Regions from separate parts of the Mus musculus genome. Here all the other regions are linked to region 1. A link is a loop called in an ENCODE intact Hi-C map of the cell type or tissue named here. Cell type or tissue: left cerebral cortex. All regions are shown on one strand.

What was found. Hi-C counts contacts between places; a loop is a spot of excess contacts. Peaks named below come from ENCODE experiments on the same cell type or tissue, not always from the same donor. Only the 100,000 strongest peaks of a DNase experiment are listed, where the experiment ranks them.
Region 2: a loop joins it to region 1, with 2.6 times the contacts of the local background. A loop is called at or near these places in 4 of 42 quality-filtered maps.
Region 3: a loop joins it to region 1, with 2.8 times the contacts of the local background. A loop is called at or near these places in 2 of 42 quality-filtered maps.

What each region holds. Positions count from the first base shown.
Region 1 is chr2:92,666,158-92,674,157 of GRCm38, forward strand. No RefSeq gene overlaps it. Among named protein-coding and RNA genes, the nearest start is that of Chst1, 70 kb to the left of the region's middle. In left cerebral cortex, no CTCF peak of the experiment used is centred here; DNase peaks (open chromatin) are centred at 4,451, 5,644, 6,175 and 7,096; H3K27ac peaks cover 3,963 bases.
Region 2 is chr2:92,605,755-92,613,754 of GRCm38, forward strand. Chst1 (carbohydrate sulfotransferase 1) reads left to right here. Exons shown (of 3, transcript NM_023850.2): 2 at 5,940-6,069; 3 at 7,389-8,000. The coding sequence starts at 7,431. Among named protein-coding and RNA genes, the nearest start is that of Chst1, 10 kb to the left of the region's middle. In left cerebral cortex, a CTCF peak has its summit at 3,340 (motif pointing right); DNase peaks (open chromatin) are centred at 441, 2,700, 3,321, 4,194 and 1 more place; H3K27ac peaks cover 5,959 bases.
Region 3 is chr2:92,486,132-92,494,131 of GRCm38, forward strand. No RefSeq gene overlaps it. Among named protein-coding and RNA genes, the nearest start is that of Slc35c1, 30 kb to the left of the region's middle. In left cerebral cortex, CTCF peaks have their summits at 481 (motif pointing left) and 2,764 (motif pointing right); DNase peaks (open chromatin) are centred at 458, 3,937, 4,650 and 6,150; H3K27ac peaks cover 1,684 bases.

The DNA.
Region 1 (8,000 bases):
TGTCTTTGGAGGTTAAGAAAGTGAGGTGACATTAATCAGAGCGAGGCATCCACACAGGACGCAGTCAAGCTTGGAGGGGACTCTTTCCCACCTGTGTCCTTGAAAGCTCAGAGTTTTCTTTGCTAAGGAAAGTGTCACTGTGTGGACATCAGTAGTGATCTGTGGCTCTGGACTTCAGGAATGCTTACAGCCATAGTGGGGAGGTAAAGAGGGAGAAGAAGAAACCCCAGAGGGACTAGGGTGGCCCAAAAGAGCAGGAGTCTGAGTTGTATACCTGGAGGAGGGTCTGTGAGCTCTGGCAGAAGATCCTGGGAGGTTGCCAAAGGCAAGGCACTCTTACATCTTGTCACTCCTTGGGCTACCCAGGCTCCTGTGAGGACAAACTGAATGTACCAAACAGAACCTGGGATTAGGAGTCAGGCCTGTGCCTCATGACTGAGCTTCCCAACCATCTTTGGTTGTAGACAAGTCACTTCCTGCTCATATGGGTAACAAGGTACGTAGGGAAGAAAATGCAGACATGCCCCACAGTCAGCCTACTTGGAGCACTGCACATATAAGGAAGAAGCATGGCACACCATGCTCCTGAGTAGTCCCAGAAGTCAGAGCACTGGATGCTGAAGTAGCATGAGTAGCCAGTAGCTGGCCTGTGAATGGGTCTCCATTCTCTATGTTATTTTGCATAGCGACCCTGGCGTTCTCCATCCAGTGGAAGGTAATGTGCTGACCAATCACAGACAGTAGGCTTCCACAATGTAAGTAGTTGCTCGTGTACAATAAAGCAGATGCTGTCCCCTGAAGCTGTCTCTAGAGTGGTTTATCTCCATGCCCTTTACCAATCCACAGGCATTGCAGTCCTGTTGGGGGACACCCAGTAATGACCGGTGACAGCAAAGGTAGAAACTGCTATCCGGCCTCCCCTGACATTGCTGAGGAAGTGTCCCCCAGGGTCTAAGAGGTAACTGTCCCCTAACATTCCTGCCAGAAGCATTTCAGAAAACTGGCCAGCAGGAATGAAAAAAACCAGGGGTTCTATGGTCTGGGTTGGGTTTCCGAGAAGCTGAGCTGAGATGGTTGTTTTGTTGGGACTGGGAGGGGGTGCTCAGGGAAGGGGTGCAGGACAGGGGAACAGCAGGCAGGGAGTGGTGTGAGCTTAACAGCAGCAGCTGGGCCTTGGCCTGCTCTGCAGACAGTTAAGGCAGGAACTGTGATAACATCCTTGCTTAGTCACAGGGCCCTGGCTGCCTTGAGTCTGGGGTGACCTCCTATGGCCTCTGAATGCAGCATCTGCAGTCAGTCAAGGACAGTCCTTCAGGGAAGGCTGCAGCATGACAATCAGCACCCCTGGGTGACATCTGTAGGGTCTGCTCAGCTTTGGGGAAGTCACTGAAAGTTTTTGACCTTGTTGCTTCTAATCTTGGCATACTGGAGTGACCTAGTGAGGGAACAGATCTAAATGAGGACACAGGGTATCCCCATCTTTTTCCTACATGCAGTGGACCGTCCACAGAGAGTACAAGAACACACGGGCATGAGAGCTTGTGTCTGGCAAGATCCAGTGGCTTCAGGTCATCAGGAGCCCATAAACCATACAAATGGATATTTGATAGAAACATAATTCTGGGCTCTGAGGGCCTTCGCCGGCCCTGTGGTGAAATACAGCTGCTGTCTGACCTCTGGGAGGATAAATCTGCCCGGAGCTCTCCAGCCTGAGTCCTGGAAGCCCCTGGTAGGCTGCTTCACTGGAGGGGTGCATGCACTCAGCATGGCTGTTAATGCTCGGGCAGAGCTCCAGGACTCCACGGGCAGCCTGGCCATAGCTGCTCTCCTGCCCCATGTGCAACTTGGTGCTGTCCTGGTGCCCTAGGGCTGCCTGGAATGACCTGAAGCCAGTGCCAAGAGGAAGGCAGAGCTGCCTCTCGCTGCCTTCTAGTCCTTGTTAAAAGAATGCCAGGGAAGGAGAGATGGCTCAGCTGGTAAAGACACTTGTCATCAAGCCTGATGATCTGAATTTGGTCCCTGTGACCTGTTGTGTCTGGCCAGCAGACCACAACCTGGGTTCTAGCCTGGAAAGGCATTTTGGAAACCTGGAAGAGAAGAGGGGCTAGGTGGCGAGAGAAAGAAATGTAGCCAAGACAGTTATTCTGATCAAAGCTCAAATTTTATTGTTGCGACACTAGTTATGAAGGAAGGGGGAGGGTACCCGATTCCCGCCGAATAATCTCTGGTCCAGTAGAAAGGTGCACGTGTGTGGCTCCGCAGGTTCCAGCAGTGGGCGTGGCAGAACGAATGAGCAGGAAGCTCCACCCCTGAGCAAGCAGGTTTCAGGCTGGGGGAGGGGAGACTACATTTCCTCCCTTTTATTAACAAAATTAAAAAAAAAGAAAAAGCTGGCCTGAGAGGGGAAAAATTATCTATGCTCAATAGTTCTGCCTGGAATCTAGGGCTAAAGAAAAAACCTGCTTCCCTGGGATTCTTTAACTTTTCTTATGGTAAACTGTATCTGGCTTAAGACTGTCCTTTCTTATCTTAGTAAACAACTAACTGAAAAGCCTGGAGCTGCAGGCTCTGACTTTATGATGCTAATTAGTACTTGGTAGGTAACTTTCTAGTTGAATTTTAAGTAGGGCGTTGGAACTCTGGCTAAGTTTGACTGAACAAATTTGAAATACACTATAATAAGAATAACACTAAGTTGATATTCCTCCGCATTTTTGGATGATAGGTGGGAAACAGGGAGAAGGGGTTCTGTAGTACAAGGCCAATTGGCTTTTTTATTTGGGTGGGAGACAGTGAAGGGCTTGCCCTTTCAATAGTACGGTCTCCAATCTCTCTCCCCCCCTATTAATTAAGTTAAATACGGCAACGCTTAACTGAGGTGATCAAATGATTTTCTCATCCATAGATGAGTGGGCTTTTAACCTTGGCTTGGGTGGACATTGACCCGATTCCTCCCGTGGGTACTGTTAAGACCCACACCTGTGGCTCTCAGTATCTTTTGGGGAGGGGAGGCAGAGCCGAAAATATTTTTGGTTTTTAGCCAAAATTTGATACCAACCTCTTTCAAACCGGGTTTATCTCACAGGAAACTCAGAAATGGTCAAGCTGGACCTTCCCCTGCAGTAGCTCTCTGCACCAAGCGATACCCATACTGAATTTGTACGATCACAAACCAGTATGTACAGTTCTGAGTGCTGTGCAGCTCCTAAAGGAGAATTATCAACCTCAGATTTAGCAAGGCCTCAGCAATAATTATGTCATTAGTAACACCACGATTTGTGGCTAAAATAGGAGCTGGAAGTCGTTCCTCTTCATCCCTGTTTTTTTCACAGCCTAAGGAGCTAAGGACACATTGCAGTAACAGCAAGGGTGAAAAGCCAGAGGTCAGCTAAGGGACCAAGCCTGTCTATCAAAATAAAAACCAATCTTTATTAATATAGAAATAGCTACTTTTCTAGCCCTCTTGGTAAACCTAATTTTTAGCTCAGACTGAAAGCCACGTGCTGGAAATGTCCTGAGAATGGAGATAACAGCTGCCACCTGTGTGCTCTAGGGGGGCGGGGATGCACATCTGCTGGTCCGGCTCGAGAATGTTGATTTACCTGCTTGAAAGACAAAATCTCGACAGTGAGAAAGTAGGAAAGCAGAACTTCTTTTGGGGAAGTCCAGGTACTTTATTCAAATGCAAATTGTAAAGCTGAGGCTAGTCTTCGGCCTCCTGTCGGGAGGTTTCAGGCTGGGGGAGGGGAGACTACAGTGACCCAAATAGTGGAAGGAGAGAATCACAAGTCGCCCTCTGACCGCCAAACACACACACACACACACACACACACACACACACACACACACACACACACACACAGAGAGAGAGAGAGAGAGAGAGAGAGAGAGAGAGAGAGAGAGAGAGAGAGGCATGAAATACATATATAACTATACTTAAGGGGAAAAGTTAGGACAGCATAATAGCTGCCAGCATGAGCAAGGGCCATAGACATGGAGAGAATATAGCTATGGAATTTTAGCCCTTGACCTTGGGGTGGTTAGTTGCGTACCAGCTTCAGAGTTAGCAGCCTTAGCCACTAGCGTGCACTAATATCAGTCCTTCCCTCCTTGGGCTTCAGGGAGGAGAAGCATGTGATTGTGCCTGTCACAGAGTCCCTGCTCCGGGGAGGTCAGCCATTATGAGGGCATACTGGTAATTTGACTGTAGAGTGATCAGTGGTGGCATAGGGGTGTGGCTCAGTGGGTGGTGTGCTTGTTTAGCATGGACTTGATCCTCACCACCACATACAAACTGGCTGTAAAGGCCAGTCTGTCCTGCACACTCCTGCACTCTGGAGGTGGGGGTAGGAAAAACAGAAGCCTAAGCTCCTCCTGTTATGTAATAAACTCGAAGCCAACTTGGACCTTGAGAGATCCTATCTCAAAATAAATGAATGAATAAATGAATACGGATTAGATGAGGGAGAATCAAAACAGAATCCAGGCTGGAAACAATGCCAGAGACATAACCTATAAAGCCTGCTTCCTGGTCACCGACTACCTTTAGCTAGGTTCTCACCTCCTAAAAGCTCCACAAGTCCCCCCAAACAGCACCACTAGCCAGCATGTTCAAATGCAGGTGTTCGTCAGGGACATTTTGCATTTAAATCTCCCAGTGTCAGGAAAGCATGGGAAAGGCTATTTGCTTGTTTGCCTTGGGAAAGGCACTTTTCCTTCCTCTCTTTTCTAGTCTGTTATACCCGGACCATTCGTTCCAAGGGGGCAGAGCCTGTCTCAGAAGCCCTGGGCAGCAGCAGGGAGTTGGCAGGAGAGCAAGCGATCCCTTTCTCCTGCTTTATCCCTTTATGGTTTAAATGTCTCACCTCCAAAGTTCAGGTATTGATACTTAATAGCCAACATGACAGTCTTCTCAATTAGCTGGGATTGAAGGGTTGGCAAAAGTTTGAGGCCAGCCTGGGCTATATAGTAAGGAGTCTTCCTCCTAGAAGAGGCTCCATGAGGCACAGGGTTCTCTTTCTCTTCTGCATTTCTCATGATAGCACAAGATGGTAACCCCACTCCAATGATGAAGCCTCAAACACCATCTTGTAAGAGGAGTGCAGGTGTCACCAGACAAGCCTGCTTGATTTTAGACTTTCCAGCCTCTCGAAGGTCTGGGGATGAAGGTCAAAGCATGGCACCAGATGACACAACTTTTGGTGGCAGGTTATGAAGCACAGCTCCTGACTCTTTGTAAAGGGCTCTTTACCATTATCTCCACTTTATCATCTCCCCCCAACTGGCCTTACAATTATAGATGCCCCCGTGAGAGTTGATTGCCATCTTGTAGATCACATTACCAAGTGGGTTTTGGAGTCCAGAATAGGACAGACATTGCCCATCCCAATATCCTGCATCTAGCAAGTGGAGGGTATAGGTAAGACCATGGTACTGGTCAGTTTGGTTCCTCCCTGCCGTAGGTCTCTGTGCAACCAATTCAGGAGCTAGCTTGTCACAGCCTGGAGGTTATTTCCATAGACAACTGTTCTTGGCCTAAACACCTTCCAAAAAAATCCTGGCCAGCGAAGCAGACAGACATCTGTCACTGGCATAGCAATGAGGTTACAGAACTGAAACGAAAAGCTCTGGTATCCACTTTAAACAGCTCAGAAGACTGGGCAGGAAAAGCAACCGCTTTCAATGGCTTGCAGAACAGAGCAGGAGAAACATTTCAGCACCCAGGACAGCTCCACAAGGCCGTAGCTCCTCCACAGAACAGCTAGGTGATCCCTAGCACATTTGGAAAGACATCTGAGCTTACTTAATTAACCTCCAAGGGTTGGGGTAGACAGCCACAGGTTGACTGACAAGAACCCAAGTGTTTTCAGAAGCAAGTTGTGATTTGATTTTTTAAAAATTTATTTCCACTTTTAAGGTAGGGTCTCATGTGGTTCAGGCTGGCCCCAAATTTGCTATAAGGCTAAGAATGATGTTGAACGTCTGATCATCCTGTTGTCACCGCTGGAGTGTTGGGATTACAGGTGTGCACTACCACACCCAGTTTCTGTGATTCTGGAGACCGAACTCAGGACTCTCTGCAGGCTAGGCAAGCACTCTACCAACTGAGCTCCACCACCACCCCCATGTTCCCAAAGCAATTTAAGATGAAGGAGGTGCCTAGCAGCACCAGAAGGAATGAGCCAGTTATTTTAGAATGTGTTTAAATGTTGGTACGCCTCTTCTATCCACAGTAAGAAAAGAAGAGGGAGGGAACAGGAGGAGGCAGGATGGAGCAAAATGGGCAGAAAAGAGAAGGACTCTGGAGAAAGGGTGTGAAGGGGCAGATGAAGGCTAAAGAAAAGGAAGCAGGGTGAGGGGCTGGGATAAGGGAAGTTCCTCAGCTACTGTGAAACTTCCACCGGGCTCTCTCACAGGGAAGGATGAGTAGGTTAACTGCTTCTCAAGTGCTTTGAGCACCGTGAGCTCCTGAAGCTACACTCAGATTAGACCCACTAGAATAGTCTGTTAGAAAAAAATCCACCCCTGCAACCATCAGAACAGATTTTAGGGAGGCCAAAATGGGTTTAGCCAGAGTCTGTGGTTCTTCATTTCTGATCCTGACAAGCAGATCCATAGAGGACAGATGTCCTCTGGCCACTTGTTGTAGACATAATGTAAAGAGTGCCCTGCTGGGCCAGTCAGTGCTGCACAGACCAGGTTTAGCATCTCCGTGTGCCAGCAGAGAACCTGGGCAGGTCCCATCACCGAGGCCCCAGTCTATCAATGTGAAGGGCTCAGTGGCACTCAGCGGGCTCTAGTTAAAAAGGTAGGAAGGTGTGAAACACCCCCACAAACAATTTCATCAAGATAATTAAAGTTTAAAAGCTTAAAGGCATTAAGCTTCTGAATCAGGGGAGAGCTGATTCATGTGTGATACCTCATGGCCCACAGGAGCCGGACAGTAAGGCGTGTGCGATCAGCCAAAAGGCTGATGCTATTACAGTGAATTATAATGAATTAATCTGAGCCGTAAAACATAATAATGTTGCAATGTTGTATGAAAAGGAATTCATATTCGGAGTTCTGTCACAGACAGGCATGGTGCCAAGGCTTTACAAGCTCTGATAGACTGGATTTCTGCCCAGCAGATAGCTGCTTCCCTCTCCCCTGAGCCCACGCCTTCACCCTTGCCCCATTGCAGGATCCAAGTCGAGTGACTTGGCTTGGCCAACCGAAAGTAGGTGAGATTGATATTGGCCAAGTGTGGAGCCCAAACCTGGAGAGGCTGTATGGATTAATACAGCGACCTCATCATGAGGTGGTCAGCCCCTTTGTGGATCCCCACATGAGTACAGAGTCTGTATCCTGAAGTAGAGATGCCTGGAAGAAGCTGGCATAGATCACAAGATACTTGTAAGACCTCTGCATTCAAAGATAAGTGTTTGGGAGCTAGAGACATGGCTCAGTCAGAAAAGAGGTAGTTGGCCAGATTAGTGGGAAAGGTGAGTTTGCAGTTCAGTGAAAGACCCTATCTCTCAAGGCCATAAGATAGAGAGGTATAGAGGAAGGCACCCATCATCCTACTGTAAGCACCATATGTTCATGTGCATGCAATAAATACATACACCATACATACATGTATACACTCAGAAAATAAGTACTTATTGTTGGCAGCCACTGGGCAAAAACTCAAAGGGTCTTTTATTTTCCACAGAAACTACTAAATACAACACACACTGTCTGATCTTACCCCCTCCCCCAGTGCATTCTGTGAAGAGTCCCACACATCTCCACGTGTGTGGGTCTCAAGGCCACAGAGTGGGGAGGGCAAGTGGTTGGTCCCATGCAGAGCTGGAGGAACTGCCTGGGCTCTGTGGGGCAGGTAAGGTCACATGTGTGGTGGCATCAGGCTGAGGAGCCAGCCCTCCTTGTTACCTCTCTGGTCCTTCCACTGGCTCAGGCTGGGGTAGGGGTGGAATGCAGGGAGAGCTATGAAGCTCCTTTCAAAGAGCCAGCAG
Region 2 (8,000 bases), 60 kb before region 1:
GTTTTTTTTTGTTTGTTTGTTTGTTTGTTTTTCTGAATTTGCTTCCCACTTGTTTTGGCCTTTCTGCTCCGCATGAGGGAGAACCCCTCTTTGTGGTTTTTTTGGTCCATAGTCATTTCTGGGTCGGCTCCATCCCACCTGAGAGGTGCCCCATCCTCTCTCACTATCTCAACCCCATCTCTTGCACACACAGGGCAGTTGGGCCTCATACAGGTGGCTGGAGACCAGGATCTAAGGACGAAGGCACAGGGGGTCCCTCTGCCAGCTGCCAGCTGGGCAATGGCTGCGGCTGCTCAGGCTCCTGTTGATAGTTTTTCATCTGTGGATTTGGGTGGATGACTGAAGCCCAGACCAAGCCGGGATCCAATGGGTGGGGCCTCAGTATTACTCTGACTGGACAGGCTATGGCTGTGCTGAGGAGGGGGGGAGGGGGCAGGAAACCAGGGCCTTCCCGTCTAGTGCTGGGGCAGTAGTTCCGTCTCCCACAGGCTGGCCCGGCTGAGACAGGGACCAGCCTTCTGACTCATCTCTCCTCTCAGGTTCCTGTCCACTAGGCCCTTGTGTCAGCACAGGAGGATGGTCACTCACCCCACAGCAGGCTTTGCTCCCAGGCTACCAGACACCTGACAGGAGTTGCTTCCTTTCCTGAAAGCTGAGGGTCCTGCGGGTGGGACTCAAGCCACACCCGTGAGCCTTTCCGAGGATTGTTGTGGTCTAGGCTAGCCCCTGAGCTCACACCAGTGGACACCCCTCCATGAGTCTTGCCTGTACCCAGGTTGTGCTGAGCTGCTCCACCCTCTGCTTCCAGCTTCTTGCTTCCGGCTGTGATCGCTCTGTTTTCTTTCATTTCGTACCTCAGAGCAACAGAGGCCAGTAGAGGTTGAGAGTCTTGTTCCAAACTTCTGAGCCATCAGACAGCTGGAGTGAGGGTCTCACCCAGTCTCCCTGTGCAGGTCTTTCCTCTGGTGCCTACCTACTTTACAAAGGGGCTTGTGACAAGTGTTAGTGCCAGTGTCATGGTCACTAGAATGACCTGCCCGGAGATGTCATTCAGCGCGTCAGGCGGCTCTGCCTACGGTGAAAAGATAAAGGATTAGCGACAGTATGATTGGGTCTGCCTTGCATTCTGGGGATGTTCAAAAGAGGGTCTGGTTGTGTCTAAGAACTCCAGAGGTCGCTCGCCGAACACCTTGCTGTGTCATGCAGATCCTGTAGACCTTACTGAGGTTAACGTGGACACGGCCATGTTACCAAGGGGGAAGCTCTTTGCTTCCAGTGTTCCCTGGATTGGTCACCATTCCTGCACGGTCACTCTGTGTTCTTCAGACTGCTAATTCTGAAGGCTGCCCCAGCACACGGCCACAGGGAACTCAGTGGTCCTTGGTTTTTGTGGGTTGTGTGGGATCTTGGGTTCATGGTGCTGTGTGGCTTTGGAGACGTCTTGGGAGATCTCGTGACCCCAGCCCCTATCAATCAGCCAGATGTCTTTTGGTCATATGCTTTACTGCTATCTCTTGGCTCTTGTGGAACATGTAACTGAGTTATTTCCCTTTTCTCATTGGCTGCCAGGAAGCTCTATCCCATAAGCCTACACATTGGCAATTAGAGCTGACCCAGCCCCTTCTTTTAGGCTTTCACAATCCTGTGTTCTTGTTGCCTCATTTTCATGGCCGAGTTTCACTTGAGAGGATATAATCCCCTGGCTCTTCTGTTTCTTTAGCCTTTAACTAAATAAACATCGATGGTGGGTGGGTCAGGGCTGGCTAAGCAGGTTAAAACGTGTGGTTTCCCCGAGGCTACCATCTAGCTAACTTCTTCCCTGCCCAAGTCCTCTGTCCCCTGCTTGGATGTCTGCATAGTATGCTGGTGCCTTGGAATCTCTGTGTCCTGGGTTTGCTCAGGTAGTGGATGTTCAGCTTCATGTTCCCCCGGCTCTCTGTTCCCTGCTCCCCATGCCGCTTTAAGAGCATTTTGAAGAAAGAAGCCACCTGTGCAAGCTTAGCCTCAGCCACTCCCTGCACAACTCCCAGCTCCCTCTGAGGCCACCTCAGCAGTCTGCAGCCAATCACAGGTCCTCACGTCCACCTGAGCAGGGCTAATGCTTGGTGCTAAGACAAGGAAGTCTTGACAAGATGTGTTGAAAGTTGGGGGTAGGGGGGTGGGGTGGAGAGAAAGGCTGGTAAGCAGTGTCATTGGGGTGAAGAAGAAAGCCTCAAGGCTGGGGTGAGGTGACAGGGATGGTTCTCAGTCACCAACCCTGTCCTCAGACACCTCTCCAGCTCTCCATGGGTACATGGTCACTGTATTTCCACAGAAAATAAACTTAAAGCTCATTGCAGACTGTGCCCACTGCTTTATAGGCTCTTGGGTCCTCTTCTCCCAGGCAGCCATACTAGCATAGTGCATAAGGTTCCAGGGGCCGTTCATGCGTTGTGTGCACAGTTGGACACACGTGCTTTGTGGTTTTCCTTGACGTGGTTTTCTTTGTTTGCTTTTGGCTCGTTTCCATAAGCATCGTCTGCCTCGTTCAGAAAGACAGCCCCAGGATGATAGCGTCAGGAACGAGGGAGCCCAGGTTCTGTGGAGTAGAGCAGTAGCCTGCACCCTCCCTTCAGGAGCTTCAAAACGATTCCAAATTGTGTGTGCAAAATTGGGCACAGGAAGCATTTTCTGGGAAGACGGACTGTGTTTCCAAGGAGCCTGTGGAACAGGGAAGGTAAACTGCCTCGCTGTGGTTTGCTGAGATTCCCATAGGGTGGCAAGAGGGACTTGGTGAAGGGCAGAGCCCTTGGGTCCTTGGGCCTATGAGGACAGTGTCAGATGGGGAATCAGGCTGGGTCTGGTGGTTGGTGGGGCATGGCAGAGACACGGGAGCACTGATTTCTTCTGGAGAGTGACTTTGAGCTTTCCCACAGTTCACAGGGCTTCCCTCTGTCTGGGGTGGACTTAGCCTTAACTGGCCCTGAACATGGGGCAGGTCCTTCCAAAGGCAGAGAGGTCCTTGTTAGTGTTTTGGAGGAAAACCCCAGGTACAAAGAGCTTTAGGTCTTGACACACAGTGTCACTCAATCTAGGGACAGGCAGAAGCTGCAGGCCACTCCTGTTAGTGGTGTTCTGTTCAACACTGCTTCTTCAGTCTGGGCAGCGTGAGGGCCGTGCAGGGGTAAAGCCAGACTGCCTATTGCTGCTTGCCTCTTGGTGTGCAGCTGAGGAAGAGTATCTCCGTGGCTCAGAAGCCACCATCCCTCTTCACTGCAATCTGCAGCATCATACTTCCACCCACCGTGGCACCTTTGGCTTCCTCACACAGTAAGAAGATGAGAGCTAGGAGGCTGTACTACCAGTTCTAGCCACTAGAGGGAAGCAGAAATACCATCACAATAGCCTAGCACAGAAAATTCTAGCAGGGCAAGTGGTTTGGGAAGGAGGAGTGGTGGGTAAAGCCCTACAGAGGTCTCTCTCTGTTAGAACAGACTCTAAGGGTAACAGGTAACTAGTTCTGAGGTGCTTCCCTAAGACATAAAGCAAAATTCAGAAATCTAGGCAAGGTTCCCAGCAGGTAAACAATGGAGCTGGGTTGCTCCATGGGGCTGGTGTCAGAGGTTGTCAGAGGTCACTTGTCAAACACAAAGCAGAATCTTGTCCTAATGCTGGGCATGAATAAGTGCATCAAGTCAGTTAGCAAACAATGATCTGGTTAGGCCACCTTTATAGACAGGGGAAGTGAAGCTCAGGCCCAACTGGTGCCTAGCCAGTGTGTGCTTAGCCTCTGACCTGCAGGCTTGAGCCCTTAGTTGCAGATTGGAGCTTCCCTGTATAGCATTCTCCACTCCCAACCTGACCACAGAGCTGCAGTCCAAGCCATCTCCAGGCTGGCCACCAGGTCCTCTGTCTTCTAACAAAAAGGTGGGATTCTGGGCTCCTATGCCCAAGGTTTGATCCAGTAATGAGGGAGGCCATAACAGAAGCCCAGGAAGGGTCGTGGGCCCCCAAGTCTGGCTTGGGAGGACCAGGGCATTGAGAAATCTCTTGCAGAGGCCAAGGTTTGCCTGGGAACCAGAGGACCTGGTTCCAGGGCCTTTGGTTTCCAGGGCAGATGCCTCCAGCATACCAAGGACCCTTGGCCAGCTCTGGGCTTGGCTGTGCCAGGCTGGCAGGAGAGCAGAGCACTTTCAGGGGCTCCAACATCCTCCTTCCTGTTCTCATGCTCTGGCTTTGCCCTCCTGGAAGGTGGGCACATGGCACTCAGCCAGGCTGCAAGCTGGTGACCACAGTGTACCCTCTGAAGCTTGAGGAGTCCCCTCACCTTAGGCCTGGCTTTGAGTTTCTTCAGGGTGGAAGGGAAACTGGGAGAAAGAGCTCGAACCATCTGTTCCCTTCTGGGCAAGATGGAAGGCCCTCCTCTGAAGAAACACTCATTGTGTAATTCTGTCTTTAAAGTTGGAATTGCAGGCCTAAGGGTCAAGAAAAGCTGTTTTGATGCAAACCAAAGGGAATGAAGTAAGAGATGGGCCAGGAGCAGATCCAGCCAAGAGATTTGAAAATGACTTGGAGAGCACCTAGCCTGAGCTGGGATCTTGTCTCTCCCCGCTTCTTGGGGCATGGACTTGGAAAAGCTGTTGTACCCAAAGAGCCTCAACTTTTTTCCCTGCTGTGGGTTGTGAAGTGCTGACATACTAGCTTTGAGGTTGGGGTTGAGGCAGTGTACCTGAGCCTGAGGGTGGGAGACTGGGAGCCCCTTGGGAGTGCTGACTTTCCTTGGTATCAATTCCTATGTAGTTTTTGGTTAGTGCCTGTTGGTCTGGACTGCTGGTAGACATCTATGAAGAAACACAGCTGAGTTTAGTGACCTCACAACTGAAGCAAGGGGGCTGGTATTCCTTGAGGCACTTGTCAGGGACCTGGGATTTGAGTAGAGAGGGCTCCCCATTACTCTCAGCCTTCCCTCCACGGGGCAGAGGCCTCTGCCACAGGGGTTAGGATGGGTGTGGTCCAGATTGTGTGACTTTGAACACACTGAGAGACTCTTACTAAAAATCTGGACTGGACCGCTTGCCCTATTAACTGTCTCTTGGTGGTGACTCGGTGCTGATTTCTGCACATAGTATGGCTTTTTACATTTTAAATAGGAGCCTCAGAGTCCAAACACTGGTAGGCATGGCCATTTTGGCTCAGACCCTGTGCATTTCCCCAGGCTAGCAGAGCCTGCAGCTCCCCATTCTTCCTGGGGACAATGAGCCAATGGTAAAGGGATGAGAGCACAGGTCTGAGCCTGATCCAGAAGGACCCAGGCCCCTGATGTTTCTCACATGTGAGCCATAGACTGATCTTTAAATTCTCCATTTGAGCAATGGAAGTGGGTGGGCTCCTGCCCTACCAGAACAGTTTGTAAGGGATGACAGGGTGCCCAAGATGGCAATGCTTATTTGCTTGGGAGACAGGGGTTCACTTGTCTCCTAGAGTAGCCAGGAAACACAGCAGATTGTGGGAGGGATGTATACAAAGGATGCGAGCTTACACACCAGCCATGAACTTACACACGAGCCACGAGCCAACCAATACATGGACCTCATGGCAAAAAGGATAAAATGCAGTCTGTGACTCAGAACTCATAAACTTACCTGCTCCTATCCTTGCCCCTCCTGTGCTGGTTTGTGGGTGGCCTGGGACAGAATCACGTGCATGTTTGAAGGCCAAGTGTGCTTAAGCATGAGATGTGTCTTAGAGGGGAGGTATACAGGCTCCAGATGGGGGTTGAAGCAGGTCATAGGCCCCAGCAGGCACTGCTACCCGTGATGTGGGTTATACCTGCTTACAGAGTGAATCTGTTTGTTTGGCTAAAGGCCTTAGCCCTGTGCAAGCACTTAGTAGGTATTACCTGAAGTTGTACTGGCTTTGGTGTTTTATTGGGCTTGGTAAAGTTTGCCTTTGGCTTTCAGGTAACTGCTGTGTGTGCTGCATATGGTTGGAAGAAGACCCCTGTCCCCAGCTGTCCCTTTGGAGCTACCTTCTCCACCTGAAGGCCTGAGGTGACTCACTTCCATCACAGGACCAGTTGAATTCCAGAAGGTGAGGCTTGTTTCCACGACTTTCTAATACAGGACCCACGTGGGCTTCTCGCCTGAGACACTTGGGCGCACATGCTAGCCGGCTCCTGCCCACAGGAGCCCTGGGATGGTCAGAAGGAGCATGGCTTGTTAAGGGTGGGATATGCAAGCTGTAGCTTGAAAGTTAGGGCTTCACGGCTCAGGGGTGAGGATAGGTCGGCTGGAGCGCCCGAGACAGTGTCAATGTGGAGAGCAGGCAAAGTCACGTGTCATAGCCTGGGGGCAGACTGTGGGACACAGAAGAAGGGCAAGGAGAGAGGAACTGGTGCCCAAGCCAACCTGCCTGCTGCCTCCACAGCCTGTTGGCCTCGGGGCTGTGCAGATCACTGGTCCGCCTTACAGCAGTCCTTCTTTGGGAGGTGTTGAGGTCCTTGGCACTGAGTCTGGAAGCAGCCCTGGCATCTCTCGGGACCTGGTGGCTGAGGCAGCATCCCCTGGCCTACCTTGTGACAAGCTTGGGACTTGCTTGTTGTGAGCCCATGGGATAGGCTTTCCTTTTCTATTTTCCTGTGGTTCCTCCCTCCCCCTCCTCCACTTTTGTGGACTGAAGGGCTGGGGGAGTAGCTTGGGGCCAGAAACAAGCCCTGAGTCCTATGCAGAGAGATCCATCCCAGTAGCCTCTGGGCCCTGCCCTTGCGCTAGGCCATTTGACTTATAACACTGCAGGTGCCTAGGTAACTGGGCATCTGGAGGCAGCTGGGTGCCCTCATTTGCAAGGTAGCAAGGCCATGGTCTACCCACCGTGGACAGTTCCTGGCCCAGCTGGATTCTGCTGTCAAGTCAGAATTCATGGAGCACAGGGGTCTCTGCTCTCCCGGATTTGTGTTTGGGGAGGGGAATTTGGTGTGCATCTTTCCTTTAAGGGTTAGAGGAAGACAGAGAAAAAGATCATTGTCTGGGGTGGGGGGTGGGTGAGTATCAGCCTGTGGGACTAGAAGATGCTGGCAGGGATCGCAGGCAGTGTCGGGGTGTGGCATGAGCCATCCTCTGGCCCCACCAAGTGTGGAAGCTGGGAGAGTTGGGTTTTGACACAGTAAGCAGGCTGGGCTAGGAAAACCAGAGCTCAACAGGGAGGCCTCTGCAACCACAACTCTCTTAGCTCTTGGGGTCCAGGGAGTCGGTCTGTTTAGCTCTCTGAAGCTCCCGGGAGTCACCAAGAAAATGACAAGTGCCTAGGTATTGTAGGTCTCACGGGATGTGTGAACACTGGGTGTTTTCCTGGACCCCGTGGTGGCTCTTGGCTGTGTGAAGCACCTACCCTTGCCTGTCTCCTGTCCACAGACCCGGTGCCTTGGAGCAACAGCCCCATGACGGTGCCCAGCCATGCAATGTTCTTGGAAGGCTGTCCTCCTCCTCGCCCTGGCCTCCATTGCCATCCAGTACACAGCCATCCGCACTTTCACCGCCAAGTCTTTCCACACTTGCCCTGGGCTGACAGATACTGGCTTGGCAGAGCGGCTGTGTGAGGAGGGCCCTACCTTCTCCTACAACCTCTCCAGGAAGACCCACGTCCTGATCCTGGCCACCACACGCAGTGGCTCTTCCTTTGTGGGCCAGCTCTTCAACCAGCACATGGATGTCTTCTACCTGTTCGAGCCGCTCTATCACGTCCAAAACACGCTCATCCCCCGGTTCACCCAGGGCAAGAGCCCCGCAGATCGCAGGGTCATGCTAGGTGCCAGCCGGGACCTGCTGAGGAGCCTTTATGATTGTGATCTCTACTTTCTGGAGAACTACATCAAGCCACCTCCAGTCAACCACACCACCAACAGGGTCTTCCGCAGAGGGGCCAGCAGGGTCCTTTGCTCCCGTCCAGTGTGTGACCCTCCAGGGTCCTCTGACCTGATCCTGGAGGAGGGGGACTGTGTGCGCATGTGTGGCTTGCTGAACCTG
Region 3 (8,000 bases), 180 kb before region 1:
GCTTATGTGTGTGTGCCTCTGTGTGTGTGTGTGTGTCGCTGCTGAAATGAGACCTGCATTAGGAAAGCAGCCAGTGATCTGAATATATAGACACTTGTAGATGTTAAGTGGGTTTGCACAGAAACTGGGGAGGAACTGAGGAAACAGAGGGATAGAGAAGCTACGTAATCTACTTGTGGCCACAGAGTCAGTAACTGAGGGATCGTCTGAAAAACCCGAAAACTCACTTTTCATAACTTTGGCTTCCCTTGTCTTTAAGCTCCAAACAGGATGGTGACTACAGATTTTCCCGACTCCCTGTTTCAGACCATAATTCGCTGTAAGAAATAGGGCAGGGATCACTGGGTGGGAGCTAGAACACTCGCCCTCCCCTCCGCAGCCGCGTTTTCTCTCTTTTGACAACCAAGTCCTGGCTCCGTTTTGAATAGCAATGCATTAGGGTCCGGGGACTACTAGAGTGGGAGCGCCGTCTTGTGGACAGTTGTGGAACCACAGGCTCAACTACAAAGGGTCTGGTGGGGCTGAGCCTGGAGGCTAGGGGATTGATTCTAAGGTGTCACCAGTGAGCATGCATGTGTGTGCCTTGTTTTCATTAACAGTACGGGTCAAAGTTCACTTAAATCCACATTCAGAAGTTGATTCTCCTTTCTATGCATCCAGATACCTGCAAACTTCTGTCTCCCAAAGGGGGTTAAACACGACTGTGCCATGGTCACCCAAGGACAGAGACCTGCGAAGTGTCCCCTGAGGGTGCAGATGGTCACTAAGACATGGAGCTGTCCACAGCAAACTCCGAATCCCCTTTCATACTGCCCTCTGGTCCAATTCACAGGCTGGCCATGACTTACTATCCCTGTCCCTCCCAGCTGAGGACACAGAGGCTCAGACAGGAGCCCCTGGAGACCCAGTGAGGCAACACACAGACTATTTTCCTAACAACTGAAGGCAGGGAGGACTTGTTTCTCTCTCTAAAAGGGGATGATATCAGTCAGGAAGGCATGGACAGCTGCCCAGCTCAGCCTGCTTGCCTTTGCCTTACTTTACCTGTTCTGCAGCCCCTCAGCAAGTGAGGGCTCTCAGCTGTAGGGTTCTCTCCTAAGAACAGTTTTTCTCCTAGGGAGATCAGCTGTCATCTCCCAGATGTGGGATGGTGGAATCATGGGAAGATCCAAAGCCGCTGGATGGGGCCGGCATTAATTTTGCAATCACCTCGCTGTGGTGCGCCTAATTGCCTGATAACTGTAATTGAGTCTTGGGGATCACATCAACGGTATTACAGGGAGCGTTTAGGGCCGTTAATGGGAAATGCAGCAATACTTGCCAGACTGTGAGCTCTTTCCTGGAGGCAGGGAGTTGGGGAGCGTAGGGTGGATGAAGGGCAATGGCTAGGCCGCCATGCACCGCATCCCACGTCCCAGCCCTGCCAGTCTACATGGCAGGTGGATTGCTATTTTGCAGATGCAAAAGTAGTGTTTGAAGGCTGAGAGACTCATCTGGTCTTTTTGTACCCAGTGGGGTCTTCATAGAAATGACTTCCAGGCTCTGCTTAGACCCACCAACATGGAACCTGTGCTTTCCCCAACTTTCTCAGCAGACGGACATGTGCCTTGAGAGCCACTGAGTGCCAGTCTAGGCAGTTCACGAATTTGTTGACTGACTGCCTACAAAGGCTCTGTTGCATTGATGATGGCTACGGTGCCCTGTGAGCCTCCCGACCTCTCTCTTGCCAAGGCACAACAGGGAGGGTAGGCACCCTGCATCAGCTGAGGGACCTAGTTCAAGGAAATTCTCTTGAGAAAGATAACATTGTCTGTGGACAAAGGCCCCTTCGGTCCTCCCTGCTGTCCTTGCAGTGGGAGATAGGCTTCCCCTCTGAGCCACCAAGGGCTCTGCCGTCTGTTCTGCTTCTGTCTATGGAAACTGTCCAGCAGTGACAAGCCAGTCAGACCCGAAGGAAGCACCATGCGTGATTTCCCCCTGACTGCCACTTTGAGGGGCGTTTGCCCCATTGGCCATGGCAGCTTCCCCTGGGAGGCTCAGGACGGAGAGTTCACTAAGGCCAGCTGAAGCTTGGAGTTCAGCATGACCCATGACCCACATATTTATGAGAGTGAAAAGAAAAATTGTAGTCAGTGACTGAGCTTTCAGAACTGCTTGTTACACAGCACTGGTGTGATAAACGCTGACCAGTAAAGAACTATTCCTCCCACGGAAGTGGCTCGGCTGGATTCGGACTTTTAGACGTTATCTTTGGATGGGAAAGCAGAGCCAGCCTAAGAGAGAAGGCAGCACGGAAACAGAGCTGAGGTATGGTGATGGTCCTAAGCCTGTTGATGGCTCAGTCTCTGGGCATTTAGCTCTACCTGAGACAGGGCTCTTTCAGTCTCGGGAGCAGAAAGAGGAAACTTCTCTGACTCAAACTAGAAAAGTCGAAAAAGTCCAGAAGCGATGAGCGTTTCGGGTGCAGCTTGATCCAGGCGCTCTTCGCTGGACCTGCGCCTTTGTCTGTCCATCTTGCCTCCCATACAGAGGCTGGCCCCCCTGCTGGAGCATGATGGCTCCCTCCCCCCATTCAGGTCTAACGGCACAGTTTCTCCTGGAAGACAACAGTTAGTAGTAACCATTTATCTTCCTTTTGCCAGGCAAAGCCAGAGGAGAGAACCCTACCACTGTCCTGGCACCTACCGACCTCAGAGGTTGCATTATATAAGGAGTATGTTGGATTTCCTCAGCCAACCAGGCTGTGAGGAGGGCCTCTCCTTGGCCTATAGGGGGCGTCCTAGGCCAAGTAGGAGTACAGGGCCTCAGGAGGGGTGCTACCAAGAGTGTGCTACACTGCTAGGACTGATGCAACACAGGAAGGAATTCTCTTGTATCCTCAAGGGATGGATTCTTGACTCCCATGAATATCTGAAACCACTGACAATAATGAACTCTATGAATGCTATACTCTTCTTCTCTATATACATAGTTGTGGTAAAGTCTAACTTATAAATTAGATACAGAAAGAGACAACAATAATGAATGATGAACTAAGATTGCTATATCAAGTAAAACAAAGATTATTTAGACATAAGCTGTGACACGATAATGTTTATGAGACAACTAAGTGCCTCAGTGTGGCTGCACTGAAGAAAACACAGACCCTATAATACTACGTGTATGTATGTGTGTGTGTGTGTGTGTACACATATAATACTATGATAGTCGATTAGATGACAGAGATAGCTAAGTGCCTAAAAGGTACTGTATACAGTGTGGATATAGTATATAAAACATAAGCCCTGGAGGCTGGAGAGATGGCTTAGTGGTTAAGAACTAACTTAACCACTGCTACTGCTACTCCAGAGGTCCTGAGTTCAATTCCCAACAACCCCATGGTGGCTCACAACCATCTGTAATGGGATCTGATGGTCTTTTCTCGTGTGTCTGAAGAGAGTGGCAGTGTACTCATACACATAAAATAAATAAATAAAGCTTTAAAAACTGATTATGATAGTAAACTTAATAAAAGTCATGGCTAAGTACCTAGTGGGCAGGTAGTATACAGTATGGGCACGCTGCATATAGCATAAGGCTAGTGATACTGTGGAAATCAATCCCATGGCAGAAACAGCGGTGTAACTAACAGGTGGGTAGTGTATACAGTGTAGATACTCTGAGCAAAGGTTGAGAGAGTGGGGCAGGATAAGATTCCATGTTCCTACTTAGAAATCTCAAGATGTTTGAAACCTATCAAGTGTATATTTCTGGGATATTCCACTTGCTATTTTGAATTGCATCTAGCTACAGATAACTGAACCTTGGAAAGCAAAACCACGGGTGAGATGGGCTACTGTAACACAATCCCAAGTGCTGCAGACAACTGAAGTGTATTCCTTCACAGTCTGGAAGCTGGAAGCATGATATCCAGGCGAGGGGGTTCTTCCATTGCAGTTTCTCAATAGGAACCTAGCCAGCGTTCTCTCCATAGCATCTGCTGGTTACCATAGCATCTGCTGGTTACCGGAGATGCTCAGTGTTGTTTGGCTTGTAGATCTCTGTGGCCATTGACATAGGGGTCTCCGAGTTTGTGCATGTGTGTTCAAAGGCCTTCTTGCAAAGACACCTGCCACCAGGTTCCATTCTACTGCAGTTTGACCACAGCTTAGTTACACCTGAAAAGATCCTCACCCCTTTTCCAGCCCCAGTTATCTGCTGTGATTGCAGAGGGACCTGAACCCGGGGCGAACACCACTCAGTCTCATACCGAAGATAACAGCCAGTGCTCGGCTGATTTTAAAAATCCCTTATTCAAATCGCAGGATATGTTGACTTTTTTTTTTTTTTAATTTCAAAACAGTTTTAGACCTGGAGGAAAGTCAGTGAGGTTACAGAGCGAGTGACTTTCACTCAGCAATAGTGCTTTCTCCATCCTTTCTTCCTTCTCTAACACCTCATGTCATCAGAACACCGTGACCCAAACCAAGGAAATCGTCTGGGTGTGATGCCATCCGTGAATGCGCAGACTTTATTCAGATCTCACCGTCTTTGCTATCAATGGCCCTTTTCCCTTCTGGGATCCAGGCCAGGATTCAGGCAGCAGGCAGTGCTCACAGCTCCGATCTGCTCTGGCAGGGCCTTGGCTCTTCTCTGGCATGACCTGGACCCTCTGAGAGGGCACTGGTCATTTCTGTTATGAAAGATTCCTGCGTGGGTTTGCCAAGATTTTCTTCAATGTCAGGTTGAGATCATGCGTGTTAGGTGTAGACACTCATCTCTGAGGTAACACGCCTTCTGTGAGGCATGTGGGATCGGCCTTGTCTTGGAGATGCTGACTGTGGGTCTGGGGAGGCATGTGCTGGGCCCTCCCTGGCATTTGACTTATTTTTCCCTTGGCAGTGAATACTGACGTCAGAGAGGAGACTGGAGACGATCCAGTTTGATCCAGTTTGTCAGTTGAAAGTTTTGTCCTCAGGGAGCTAAGTGTCCCCACCCCAGGTGGCCTTTATACTCCCCCACTCTCCACTAAGTGCCAGATACTCCCTTCTTCCCTGTGTCCCTCCACGTGACCAATCACGACTATGATATAGCACTTCTTAGCAGATATGTGCTCCCACTTTCTTTGCCATTAGTATCTGTTTTTATCTTCTATCTGCATGTATATGTGGTGTTGTATGTAGGGTATGTGTCTGTGCATGCATGGAGACCATGCCGTGTGTCCTGCTCTACATCTCTCTACCTTTTTACTCCTGTGAGATCCAGTCCCATTGAGCCTGAAGCTAGACTACTGCCAGCCCTCCACCCCTGTCCTCCTGTCTCTGCCCCTTCATAGCCCTGACTTAGCAGGTGCATAGCCACATCCAGCATTTTTTTTTTTGAGATGGGGGAGGGTCTCATTATGTAGCCCTGACTGGCCTGGAATTCACTATATAGACCTGGACCTCAAGCCCACAGAAACCTGCCCACTTCTGCTGAAATCAAAGGCATGTACCACTGTGCCCGTAGCTTATACATAGCTGCTGAACTCAGGCCCTCAGGCTTATCTGATAAGCCATCTCCCCAGGCTCCCAGTTGCCTACCTTCTGCCAGTGAGAAACAACTTGGCATGAATTTTACTGTTACTGTCTTCTTGGAGGATTTTGTTTGTTCCTTTTCGTTTTCTGTTTAATTTCTTTTTAGACCAGGTCTCGCATATCACAAGCTGACCTAGACTCTCTCCATAGCTGAGGACGATCTTTAACTCCTGCTTCTCCTGTCTTTACCCACAAAGTGCTGGGCTTACAGGTGTACATCGCTGTGTCTGCTTATGTGTTACTAAGGCAGGGACGGACCCACGACTCTGCAAGCTGGATGAGCTCTACTGGAGCAGCCAAGCCCTAGAGTCATGGCAGGGTCCCTGAGACTGCAGGGCGTTAAGATGGGAAATCTGAAGGGAGGGGAATGAGCGTGGGATCCTTCTGTCAACAAGCCAGGCATCAGGCGCTCACTCGCCTGCTGCAGCTCTGACTGGAGCGCAGACCACTGGGCTGTGGGCTCTCTTCCAGCGCTATCTGCTGCTTAGCTCTTGGCTCTCCCCCTCTGTCCTCTTTATTTTCTTTCTTGCTTCATCTTCTCTAGCATGGATACACTCCACCGGGTAAGATGCTGGAGAGTGGGCTATTTTTAATATAATCCACACACAGTTGACAGCATGGAATTTAGTGCATTTCAGGCTTGCGCAACCATTGCCATATTTGGTTCCGGAATGTTTTTATTATGTTCCCAAGAAGAACCGTTTCTCCATCAGCAGCTATTCCTTCTTGTCCCCTTCTTCAGCAGGTGGTAAGCGCTCTGGGCACTCATTCTGGAAATGCCACCAAGTGGAGTTGCATGCCAGGAATGAACGGCTTCTTTCTTGTATGCACTTTTTTTTTCTTAAATCAAGATTCATCTATACGTTGATACAAATTACTTCACCTCATTCCTTGTTTGAAGCCACATAATAACCGAGTGGGTGGGTGGGTGGGTGGGTGGAGGGGCAGTACCACACTGTCTGTGCACCACCTGACGGACATTTGGGCTATTCACCTTTCACATACCACTTCTTCTTGTAGATACTTCTTAACTTCCTCACAGACTCTGTATAGTTCTGGCACCTAGAGGCTCTGGCCTCCAAGTTTAACTTCTGAAGGGACTGCCACACAAGTTTCAAAATTACTGAAAGTATAGATTTCTGAGGCTGGAGAAATGGCTCAGTGATGAACAGCAATGGTGTTCTTTGAAAGGACCTGGGTTCAGTTTCCAGCACCCACATGGAGGCTCACAACCATCTATCACTCCAGTCCCGGAGGGTCTGATGCTCTTCCCTAGCCTCTGTGGGTACTGCATGCACCCAGGACATAGACATATAGGCAGGTAAAACATCTACACATATACAAATAATAAATATAGATTTCTAACCTCTGTCTGCTAAGATTCTGGCTCCATGGGGCTGGAGTGCAATGAGGAACAATGATCTCTCTCCTCCACCTCCCTCTCCGTGTGTGTGTGTGTGTGTGTGTGTGTGTGTGTGTGTGTAAAACTATATCTATCTATCTATCTATCTATCTATCTATCTATCTATCTATCTATCTATCTATGACTTTGTAGTCTGGGCTAGTCTCCAGCCTATTAGCCCAGGATGGCTATGGCCTCTCCACCCTCCTGTTTCTGCCTCCTTGTATTATAGGTGTGGGATTATAGGCATACATGAGCAAGCCTGGTGGGAAACTGCATTGTGTGTGTTCATGTGGGTGTCTGCATGTGCTCACGGGGAGGTTGAGATCTGGTGTTTTCCTCAGTCACGGTACCTCCTCTTTTTTTGAGGCAGGTTCTCTTGTGGAACCTGGGGCCCCTCTGTCCATCTAGGCTAGCTGGACAATGGCCTCCAGGGCCCATGGGACCACTCACCTTGGCCTTACTGACAAGTCGCCACCCCTGGTTGTTGGAGATCTGAACTCAGATCCTCATGCTCGCATAACAAGTGACTGACCCATCTCTGCAGCCCTGGAAACTGTTTCTAAACAGAGGCTATGAGCAGGGCTGGGAGAGAGAAGCAGGAGCCAGCATCTTTTCTTATGGGAACGGCTTCCATTCCCATGTTCCCAAAGTCTGACCGTACATGTCGGTGCCAGCCCTGGCACCACCAGACACAGAAACACCGTCAGTCCTGCAGCCTGGGAGTTCACACTCCAGCGAGCCTTTGTGAGCTGATGGGATTGGATCGGGGGAGGCTGTGACTGTGGTCAGTGGGTCAGCCAGGGAGCCGTGACATTCTGTTTGTTGGAGTGTTTGTCCTTTGTCTTAGATGCTGAGCCGACATGTACAAATAGGGAGATTCTGTGCAGTAACTTGATTTCTGGAACCCTTGGAAGGGCAGCAGACCTGGTGGCCCTGGGCACATGTTATTACATGCCCCACACAGGCTCCCGTGGAGCTCGGGCTGCATTTGCTCCATTTTCCCCAGTTGACTCCATCCCTCAGTGTGGGGCAGTGGACCG